Linked DNA regions of Mus musculus: region 1 is linked to region 2. Evidence: chromatin contacts called from ENCODE Hi-C or POLR2A ChIA-PET data. All regions are on one chromosome and are shown on one strand. Each heading gives the region's core, a stretch centred on a gene start or an enhancer-like site at or near the end of the contact. The rest is flanking DNA. Distances are from core to core; before and after follow the strand shown. Region 1 holds the start of Brpf3 (bromodomain and PHD finger containing, 3). Region 2 overlaps Pnpla1 (patatin-like phospholipase domain containing 1).

The links. Hi-C counts contacts between places; a loop is a spot of excess contacts on that map. ChIA-PET counts read pairs that join two places held with the same protein, here RNA polymerase II (POLR2A).
Region 1: a loop to region 2 is called in a map of left cerebral cortex, with 3 times the contacts of the local background. The contact joins the promoter of Brpf3 here to the enhancer-like site in region 2. A Hi-C loop is called at or near these places in 1 of 37 maps with a recorded cell type or tissue (left cerebral cortex). POLR2A ChIA-PET finds 5 or more read pairs at or near these places in 2 of 5 experiments (Patski and embryonic stem cell).

What each region holds. Positions count from the first base shown.
Region 1 is chr17:28,797,438-28,802,955 of GRCm38, forward strand. Brpf3 (bromodomain and PHD finger containing, 3) reads left to right here and starts at 3,689. Exons shown (of 13, transcript NM_001081315.1): 1 at 3,689-3,924. It overlaps Gm35883 (a long non-coding RNA gene), which reads right to left. Exons shown (of 4, transcript XR_003952337.1): 4 at 5,454-5,518.
Region 2 is chr17:28,871,416-28,876,939 of GRCm38, forward strand. Pnpla1 (patatin-like phospholipase domain containing 1) reads left to right here. Exons shown (of 10, transcript NM_001034885.3): 2 at 5,397-5,524. Among named protein-coding and RNA genes, the nearest start is that of Pnpla1, 16 kb to the left of the region's middle. Within about 2 kb of position 4,084, at least 1 of the 3 ENCODE cell types and tissues checked has a DNase peak (open chromatin) inside an H3K27ac peak, as active enhancers do.

The DNA of each region.
Region 1 (5,518 bases), core at 2,439-4,938, 74 kb before region 2:
AGGTGCCTGCGGAGGCCAGGAGAGAGCGTGGGATCCCGGGGAGGGGAGCTGGGGGTACCAGTGATGAGCTGCAGGGCAGGAGAGCAGGGAGCAGCTCTGCCAGCTGAGCCATCTCCCCAACAAACCCATCTCAGATCATTTTCCTTGCAACCTGAGTGTGATTTTCACCTCGGACACCCTTCCTGCGTTGCCAGAATTCTTTCAGCCAAGTCCTTAAGGAAGGGATATTTATTAGAAACCATCTAACAATGAGTGAGGGTCCATTTTTCTGATCAAGAGCTCTTTATTAATCCAGGGGTGCAGCACTGAACCATACTTACCTCCTGCCCGAGGCCTCCTGCCATGGTGAGCTGGTGACCATGAAGCAGTAACAGGGATTGTGAGCTGCTTCGGCGTGCAGGGTAGGACCGAGTGTGGGGGTGCAGGGGGCTTTTTTTCTCATGTCTCTTTTAGTTGTTGTCGTTGTTGTTTTTTTAAATATATTTATTTGTTTAAGTGCACTGATTGGTGTTTTGTCTTCATCTGTGTCTGTGAGGGCCAGATCCCCTGAACCTGGAGCTACAGACAATTAATTGTAAGTGGGTGCCCTGAACCACTGAGCCATTTCTGCAGCCACCTCTCTTTTAAATAGTAAAACACTCTCCTTTATAAATAAATTAAGTTTTTCCTGAGTCTTAAAACAAGCCTTGGTGGGGATGGTGAGATGGCTCAGTGGGTAAAGGTACGTGATACCAAGGCTTGAGACCTGAATTAAAGCCTTCACACTCACAAGGTAGGCAACTGAGGCCTGGAAGTTGCCCTTTGACCTATACCCATGGGCACTGTTGAGTACAATAAATAAATAAATAAATAAATAAATAAATAAATAAATAAATTCATGAATAAATTCAAAACATGAAGTAAAAATTGTAGATTGGAAAGACTTAGAATGTGCATTAAGGGAGCTTAGGGTCTCAGAGAAAAAAGTATGTGTTTTTCTTGTTGTGTCTACTCTGATCTCAGCCCTAGTGTGTATGTTCCTAAGTGAACACGTGTTCCCATGGTCAAGGTTAAGGAGCAGAAAGGGGATCAGGGAAGGCTAAAGGTTCAGTGTTAAGGAAGGACAAATACAGATGAAGGAGAGAAGTCAGAAAGACTATACACCGCTAACTGCTTTTCATAAAAGAGTTTCAGCTCGTTTATGGATTTTTCCCTTTTTCTTGTAGTGGAAAATATATTTGACACTGATTGTGTAAAATCCACTGTGAAGCCCCACAGCTCTGGGGTAGCTATTCTAGCTTTAAGAGTCCACCATCTCAGTGAACTTTGGGTCTGGTTAATTTGGTGTGTGTGTGTGTTCACTATGAAGTTTTGTTTTGTTTTATTGGGACAGCCTCTCTCCGTGTGGTGCTGGCTGGCCTGGAACTTGCTATGTACACTAAGATGGTCTGGAACTTACAGAGATCTGCCTCCTGTGTGCTAGGATTAAACGCATGGGTAGAGCTCGTGATAGTTTTAATGAAAAAGAAGAAAAATAATCAAACAAATATTTAGAGTCAAAGGCAGAGTCCTTGTTTTGTTGTACTTAATTTCGCACTGCTTAATGGACAGGCCAGGGACTGATGACTTCAAACTCTTTAAAATAGCTGAAGATTAAGGCGAATTAAATGCAGTGCCTCTGGGATGTCTGATCCAAATTTGTTTTTAATGACATAATTGTCACATATTACATCTGAGATTACATCCCAGTGAACTGGCTATCTGTGAGGTTATGCTACAGAAAACGAATTTCCCGTGTCAAAAGGAAAACAAGGGCGGCGCTAATGTTTTAAGGGCGAGGGTGAAGAGGGGGAGAAAATTTTGTTGAGCCCAGTCTCATAAAGTGACCAGGAATGGCTGGTGACAAGAGGAGGCTGACATGTGCTCTCAATGGATCTTAAATCACTGCAAGGACAAGCTGCGACATCTTCTCAGGGTTTTTATTTGCCTAATTTAGAGGGTAGAGGTCCTTCCCAATCATGCAAATCAGGTCATGCCCAGAAGCAACCGCGAAGAATAAAAGATAAGGAGACACAAGTCCTATGTAAATGTTTATATTTCATTGTAAAAGAACAAGACGTGAAATTCCTATTTGTTCCTCAATTTTTTTAAAGCTAAAAGTAATTGCAATATTTTCTTCCTCTAGGGCCTTCCCTTCCACAATTAATCTTTCCACACCTTCCCTCCTGTGATTATTCCCCCAAGCTTTAACAACAGTTGACTAATTCACAGCATTTCTGCTTCAAAGCTTTCAAAACACTGTGGGGTGGGGGTGCTGGCGGAGGCGATTGCTTGGCTCCACAAGCCACGCCCTTTCCTTCTTAAAAATTGGTTATTTTTGCAGTATGTTATTACCATCTATCAAGAACACACTCCTGTAAGGAAACCCAACTTCCATGCTTCACTCAACTGGTAAATTCTCAACTCTTAGGATGCTGAACACCTATACTTCAATGTAAATAAAAACACAAGGTTTGGGCCGTGAGAAATGTTTATTCTCTACTCTTTCAACTGTAGTACCCAGGTCCTGGATACCAGAGCCAATCGAGCAATTGAAAGTCTCACCAGCCGTTCGTGTAGAGGAAACGCTTTCAAAATATATCATTCATCTTCATCTTCGATAGCAGTTTATCCATATATCCTTTATAAGCATCATTAAGTATTGGTGCTTAAGATCTCTGTCACGAGGTAAGCTTTCAAATTTATAGGTACATGCGCTCGTGGAGGGGCAAAGGGACCTTTTCTTCTATTTATTTTTTCTTTTATTAGAACAAAAGGCAGCTTGAGTACACTTCAAAGTCTGGGAGTTGCTGTTTGACAGGCAGGCTGCCTTTGAGAAAGCCGTTCAGTGCATTAAATTAACCGACTCCTGGCCAAATCAAATTCAAGGGGAAAAGTATTTCCCATGCCTAGAGTGACAAACGGAATTACGAGGCACGCTTAAGCAGACTGTCAAACTTTTATGTTTACTTAAAAAAAAAAAAACTCCACACAGATGGAAAAGTCTGGTCCGTGGCAGCCTTGTGTGCCAGGAGAGGCTCACCTGTACACACACCACAGGCACGGGTCTTTCCCGGGCTGTCCGCACTGGGGGAGGGGATGGGTGGACATCGCTAGACCTTTGTCCCGGGGGCCTGGGGAGGGACGACTTTCTGGAGGCTTCGCAGCCACCTGCACTCTGGGAAGCCACACACAGTGTGGCCCTCCGGGGTCGTCCTGGGGCGAGCTTTGTGGGTGGGTGGGAGCATGGGCGTTCCCACCTCGGGGGCGGCGGGTGGCCCCACGCTCTGGCTGGGATGGGGTGAGCCACCGCTCCGTGGATTCAGAGTGGGAACCCCGACTAGATCAGCTCTGGGACAGGCCCAGGGTGAAGCGGCCCCGCCGCGTCCGCACCGCCACCGTGAGGCCGTGCCGGGGACGGTGCCCCGTGGAGGTGGCGCTGCCGCTTCGCGCTCATCTCCCCGCCCGTCTCCCCGCCGCCGCTGCCGCCGCGCCGGGCTGGGCTCGGGCGGGGGCATCCGCTCCGGTCTCCCCGCGCTTTCGCGCTCCCGCTTCGCGTGCGGCGGCTCGATCCGGGGAGGGAGTGAGGGAAGGGGTGGAGGTGGCGGGGGGAGGCCGAGGGGCGGATCCTGCCTGGGGGCTGATCCCTCCCTCCCCTCGGCCGGGCTCCGTGGCGGGCGGCAGCGGTGGTGGCGGCGGTGGCTCCATTCCCCCTCCTCCCCCGGGAGAGGCGGCCGGGCCCGGGGAGACGGAGCGGAGGGCCGGAGCGGGAGGAGGCCGCGCTCCCTCAGCCGGGCCGCGCACGGAGCTGCTCGCTCGCCCGGCCCGCTCGCCCGGCCGCTCACCCGGCCGGCCGCGCTCGCGCTCAGGGGGCCCCCGAAGCTAGGGGCCCGGCCGGCGGCTGAGGTAAAATGGGGGCGGCGGCGGCGGGGCCGGAGCGAGCGGGGGCGGCGGGGGCCGGCGGGGAGCGAGCGCTGCGCGCGAGGGGGCGGCCGGGGCGCACAGGGGTGTCCCGATGGGGCGTGGGGGTGACGCGCGACCTCTCCCCCGGAGCGAGGGCGGCGACGAGGCCGGGAAAAGCGCGCGGAAGGGAGCTGCAAAGCGAGGACCCCCTCCCGCACCCGCCATCTTGTTTCTCCCCGGTCCTGGCAGCCAAACGGCTAAGCCCCGCCCTCCCCGTGCTCCCCTATTGGCCTGGCTAGACCAGAGTCCCGCCTTCAGGGGCCGCCCTCGGCGCACGGGTTCCCCCTTGACGGGCAGGTTGGGCGGCCAATAAGTGCTTGCATCTCCGCGTCCTCCCCCCCCCTCCCCACCCCTCCGCCGTTCGCTGGCGCTCGCTTTCTCTGTGAGGGTCGGACTCTGCGTCTATCTGTGGTGCGCCTACCCTCTGGGTTGTTTTTTTTAGGGGGAGATATTTCTCTTTTTTCTCCTTCGGGGGGTGTCGTGAAGATTCCACTGGAAGAGGAGTCCCTTTAAAGGGACAGAGACCTTGTCTGGAGTCTTACCTGGTCTCATGAGTCCCTTGTGTGGCGTGCAGGGCGGGTTCCGTCCAATTGTTGAAACTCCTCATTCGGGGGCCAGGGTGAGGTGGTCGAGTTGGGGATCCCGGGTCGCTAAGAACGTCTCTGAAGGGGGCTGTTGGGGGTACTCGGCAGTGTGTGTATGGGAAGAGTTGTGTACGTGAGGAAACTCCCGCCAAAAAAAAAATACCAACCCTGGTCTAGTTGTTAGCTCCTTGTAGGCGAAACTCTTGGTTTCCCCTGGCAGTAGCCCAGCTGGGTCCCATGGGTTTGCCCCCTGTGATCGCATCGCGGGAGCCCCGAATGGGGATGGAGACGACTTCTGAGACTACAGGATGGGGTTCTTGTAGATTCTTCAAAATCGATACTGAAGTGTGTGTTTCCTCTCCAGAGGCTGCTTGCCTTTGGAGAATTGGGGAATGGAATCTGTTGGCTGGGACTACTTTTGAGACCTTGAGGTTGGTACGGGATCTCGTGCCCTCAGGGCTTCGGGTTGAACAGAAGTGCGGTAAAGGTCCTTTAGCTCCAAATGGTGGTGTATGCCTGCCTCAGGTTGCTCCACAGCCAGGTTAACTTAAGTCACACCTTGGGACTGAGAGGCCTTTACACTGTGGTTGTCAATGGTGACTTATTGATCATCCTTAAGAAGTAGATATTTCTGCCCTTGCTTTTATTACATTTTTATTTTTTTTAAATTTTATGTGCCTGGGCATGTTGCCTGATATATGCCGGGTTCCCCAAGAATTCAGAAGAGGGCTTCCAATACCCTGGAACTGGAGTTACTGGAGTTGTGATCCACAGTGTGGGTGCTAGGCATCCTCTTAAATGCTGTTATTTTTCCAGCATGCATATATATATATAATTATTATTATTAAACAATATGTGTATTGGTGTTTTGCCTAGGAATTGAACCTGGGTCCTCTGGAAGAACAGCCAGTGCTCTCAACTGTGCTGAGCCATCTCTCCTATGAACATTTTAC
Region 2 (5,524 bases), core at 2,834-5,333:
CTGAGTTTGAGTCTAGCCTGGTCTATAAAGCAAGTTCCAGGATAGTCAGGGCTACACAAAGAAACCATCTCCATATGTCCATGTATGTATATGTGTGTGTATATACATATGTGTACATGTGTGGGTGTGTTTGGTCATGGGACCACGCACAACACACATGTGCTTTGTGGAGGTCAGAGAACAACTTTTGCGAATTAGCTCTCTCCACCCTGTGGTTCCCAGGGATAGGACCCAGGCTCACTGGTAAGTGCCTTTACCTGCTAAGCTACCACACTGGACTCTCTTTTCCTTTACCTTATAGATGGTGGGATTGAATGAACATATCTAAGTAGCCAGTGCTGTCCCAGACGGTTGTGTGACCCCGGGATGGGAAACAGTTCTGCTTGGCTTTGCAGTACAGATCTGTGGTTACAGACAATGAAACTCCCCGAGTACCTGAAAGTCAGTGCTGTGGCTTCATCCTGCCCTTGACAGACTCCTCATCTCTGCCCTCATTTCCTGCTGACCTTCCTTGTGCTGTGCCGGAGGCTTGTGAAGCCTGAGTTGGCCACACTGGTCAATACAATTGATTCTTGCTGGTTACAGACTTCCCGTTTGGCATTCTCATCACTGGGGAGCTACAGGGAGGAGGTTAAAGGTCATTCTTGGCAATATAGTAAGTGTGAGGCCAGCCGGGGGTGTAGGAACCCGTATGTCATAACTGGACGTGTTCCCTGTCCCCGTGTGACTTCACGGCCAGGATTTCACTGCAGAGTTGAGCAGCATCTTCGTTTTTCTCAGCGGTCACTGGGCAAGCACAAGCAGCCATCGCTGTCCTTGAGACTGGCTGGGGGTGGAGGATGTTGGCTCTGAAGGATTCCCAGTCTATCTGGAGGGTTCCTGAAGGGCCCTTGAGGATACAGCATCCTGATGGGCTACTGAGAGAGGGAAGGCTACACACACACACACACACACACACACACACACACGAACTGCCACCTGTAGTAGAAGCAGCTGGTGGGGACTGGGTTGTGACAGCTAGCCTGGAGTTTCCTGACCAGGACACATTAAGCCCAAGACACTACTTTCAACCCCCACGTTGCTGCGGTTGGTGTAGTAACCATGACCCGGCAGCCCGGAAATTGTCACTACCTGTAGTGACAAAATTACTGGACAGAAGTAACGTAGGAAGAGAGCTTTATATTGGCTCAGTTTGAGGGTGCTGTCCATTGTGACAGGGACGTCACACTGGCAGGAGCTTGAGACTCAGAGAGAGACCAAGCCTGATAGCCCAGCTCCCTTGCTCCCCCTTGGCAGTCCAGGACCCTGGCCCAGGCAAGGGTGCTGCCCACTTGAAGAGAGACTGGGTATTCTCTTCAGTAAACTCTATCTAGAATTTCCCTGACACACATGCCCCAGGTCTGCCTCCCAGGTGATTCCAGGTAGTTTCCTGTTGACGATAGTAACCACCACAGAGGTCTTTGAATGGGAGAAAGTGCTAGAAAATAACAGACATGTAAAGAAATGAAGGCTCCAAACCTCTCCCCTCCCCCTCTCCACCTCTTCCTCTCCCCTTCTCCCTCTCCCCATTTCCCTCTCCCCATTTCCCTCTCCCCCTCTCCCTCTTCCCCTCTCCCTCTCTCCCTCTCCCCCTCCCCATTTCCCCTCCCCCTCCTCCCTCCTCCCTCCCCCCTCACTTCTCTCTCTGAGACGGGGTCTTCCATGTGAGCATGGCTGGAGAACTCTCTATGTAGACCTGTAAAGTAACTTTTGCTAACCTGATGTAATTGTCTTCTTACGTCGATTTGCTAACCCAGGCCTACCTAGTCCTGGAAGCTTCTAGCCTCTGTACAAACTAATCTAGGCCTAGAATGTTTTCAGCCTCTGAGACTTGCCACTGAATAAGCTCACCATTTCTAGCTCTTTCTGAGCTCTGGCTGGCTGGTTCAACTCAGCTGTTCTTGCTCAAACTCTTCTCCAAGCTGACTGATCCAATCTGGCTTCTGACTGAATTGCTCTGCTCTGCCTCATACTAACTCTGGCAATCTCTTCTAATCTTCTGGCTCCTTCTCCTTCTCTGGCTCATCCTGTCTCCACCTGTGTCTAGCTTGTTCTCTCTCTGCAATCATCTGTGTAAAACTCTCCCGGTAAAACTGCTTCCTCTCTTTTTCTCTCTGTGTTCTCTTTCTTAAACAGACTCTCTTTCCTTCTGTTCACGTGAGAGTTAAGCATATACTATTCTGTCAAATCTTTCTCTGATTTGTCACTTTGTCTACCACTCAAATAGACATCACTTTCAAACATGGCTGCTTCCTTCTACAAACTCACTTTACCTTCATCGTTTGGGAGTAAAGGTGCGGATTAAAGCTATGTCTGTATTGCACCCAGAGGGATTAAAGGTGTGTGCTAAGGGCCTACACCACAACTAGAAGTAGGAATCTCAGGGTTCACGGTGTGATCAAATAGCCTTCAACAGTGACCAGATTCAATTTGAACTTGAAGCAACCCTCCTGCCTCTATCTCCAGTGCTCTGGGATGACCAGCATGAGCCATCAGAACTGCTAATGGTTGACTCCACAAAAGGAAGTTTGTTAGACCTGGTTACTTATCCATTTCCCCTCCTTACTACCAAAAAAGCTGGGGGAGAGTGAGAGAGGAGGGAAAGACAGTGAGGGAGGAGGGAGAGACAGTGAGAGAGGAGGGAGAGACAGTGAGGGACCCCAAGAACAGACACACAGGGACCCACAAGGACAGACACACAGGGACCCCAGGGACAGACACACAGGGACCTCGAGGTTGGACACACACACAAACCAGGAGGGAAGCAAGAAGATGCAGAGAGACAGACGACCTTTCGGTTTGTGCCTGCTTTAAGCATCAAGGAAGAATTTTAAGCCAAACTCCCCCAGGCTGAGAGAAACCAGTTGCCTCCCTGCCTCCCTCTGGTTTTGTGTGTGTGTGTGTGTGTGTGTGTGTGTGTGTGTGTGTGTGGTACACAGCTGATTTCCAGACTGAACCATTTTCAGCTGCATGGATCCTGGAAATGTCAGGGCTATTTCCATTCTCCTCATCCCTGTCACTCCCCTCCCTGTTGACTAGGAATGAATCCTGTTCTAAAGCTGAAGTTAAAGCAGGCACTTGAAGCCTGACTCGTGCAGACCTTTGACCTCTCATGCCCACTTCACTCATGCCCACTTCTAGTGGATAGTCCGGCACAGGTAGAGAATATAGCATGGGTTGTTCTTCTTGTGTGTGTGTTTAAGTATTTATATATATATCGTTTTTTCGAGACAGGGTTTCTCTGTATAGCCCTGGCTGTCCTGGAACTCACTTTGTAGACCAGGCTGGCCTCGAACTCAGAAATCCACCTGCCTCTGCCTCCCGAGTGCTGGGATTAAAGGCATGTGCCACTACACCCGGCAACAAAGGTTTTAAAATGGTTCATCCGATGGCATACATCTGTCATCCCAGCACTAGGAAACTGGCAGAAGGGAGATTAAGAGTTCAAGGTTGTTCTTGGCTACATAGTGAGTCTGAGGTCAGCCTCCGTTACAGGAAACCAGTTCCCAGAAGCGCATACCTCCGTGGTAATCTGTCTTCTGGGTGACCTTGGTGGCCACTTGCCAGGTTGTTTTCTAACCTGCCAGCTGGTCACCTCCCTCCCTAGAGGGAAGGTGCTGAGTACACATGTCTGTACATGGCAAGGCTGACACTGCCGGGCTTGCTACTCCCAGGAAGGAGAAGGAGCAGTCCATGTTCGGAGCAAAGCCTGGGGTCCCTATCGTGTAAGGCAACTGTGATCTGGGTGTGGGTGAGGGGTGGCTTGGCATCAGAAAAAAAAACGAGACAACAGCAAACCAACATTGCCTGACTGTGTGACCTCAGGCAAGGCGCTTTTCCCTGCCTCAGTTTCTCTACCTGTCCAACGCCACTCTAGCATTAGCAGTCTCTAGGATTAGACCAGTAACGTATAATCCACGAACTATAAAATGCAATAGGAATAAGCTGTCCTTTTGTCTCTAAATTGCTGTGTGTGACTCTGGGCAAATCAGTTGCCTTCTCTGTGTGTCTGCCGCCAGGCACTAGAATGAATGCCAGACTCTCCAAGCTGGAAAGACTCCGCCCTTCCCACCCGCCCACAGAGCTGCTGGATAAGCTCTCTGACAGGGGTGCTTATGCAACCTCCGCTCTGCTGCCTCCCACAGCAGAGAGCTCATGGCTACACAAGCCCCTGGTACATATGCATGACGCTAACTTTAAACAAATTTTTCCAAATGAGATAGTTCTTTAAGGGCTGGCTGTGTAGCTCAGTGGTCAAGCATCAAACGTATGCAAATATGTGCAGAGCCCCTAGTTCAATCGCTGGCACCAAGAGAAAACAGTATTTGTGGGACTGGAGAGGTGACTTCGTCATTAAGGGCATCTGTTGCTCTTGTAGAGGGCTTAAGTTCAGCTCCCACTGGCCATGTCATATAGCTCCAGGTCCAGGGGATCCTACAACCCTGTCTAGCATCTGTGGGCACACACACACACATGTGTACGTACATACACAGGAATAAAAATAAAATGTAAAAATCAGGTTTTGAGGGCTGGTGAGATGGCTCAGTGGGTAAGAGCACCCGACTGCTCTTCCGAAGGTCTGGAGTTCAAATCCCAGCAACCACATGGTGGCTCACAACCATCCGTAACGAGATATGACGCCCTCTTCTGGAGTGTCTGAAGACAGCCACAGTGTACTTACATATAATAAATAAATAAATAGGTAAATCTTTAAAAAAAAAATCCGGTTTTGAGATCATAGTTAAGCTAAGTGGACAGAGTTCTTCCCAGCATGCATGCAGCCCTGTGCTCGCTCCTTGGCACCGCATAAACCAAGCATAGGTCATGCCTGGAACCCTGGCTCTATTGAGGAAGAGACTGTAGAATCGGAGTTCCAGGTCATCCTTGCCTACGTAGAGAGGGTGCAGTCTGCCAAGGGTATGTGGCCTCTAAGCAAGTGCCCTTGTCACTTGGTAAAAGATTTCCAACCACATCTGTGTTTGTGTAGGACCCTCATAATGACAGCTTGGTGGCAGACCTCAGGTGCAGGGACAAGAAGCTGCCAGAGCTGTTTTGCAGGAAGAAAATATCTTTCTAGTCGCTGACAATTCCTGATGGGTGGCCACGCATGGTCAAGAAGCAGGACACCTGGGTCCCATGCTGGTGCCAGTGTCTCCTAGCTGTAGGGCATCTAGGACATTCTCCTTTATGGCCTGGCTCTGTTCTGTTCCTGAGGCCCCCCCAGCTTCTGGGTCTGAGGCCTCCTCCTCGCTGTGAACGGCTGGGTGAAATGGTTGACATCACTGAGCCCCGGGGGCGCCTCCCCATGTTCCTGAGCAGTTGCTGAGGGTGCATCCGCCACTCTGCTCCCTCCACAGAGAAATACCTCAGAGTGCTGAATATGGGCCTGGCGGAGGTGAAGAAGTTCTTCCTGGGACCTCTGTCTCCGTCCTGCAAGATGGTACAGATGATGCGACAGTTTTTGTACGATGTGCTACCGGAGGAC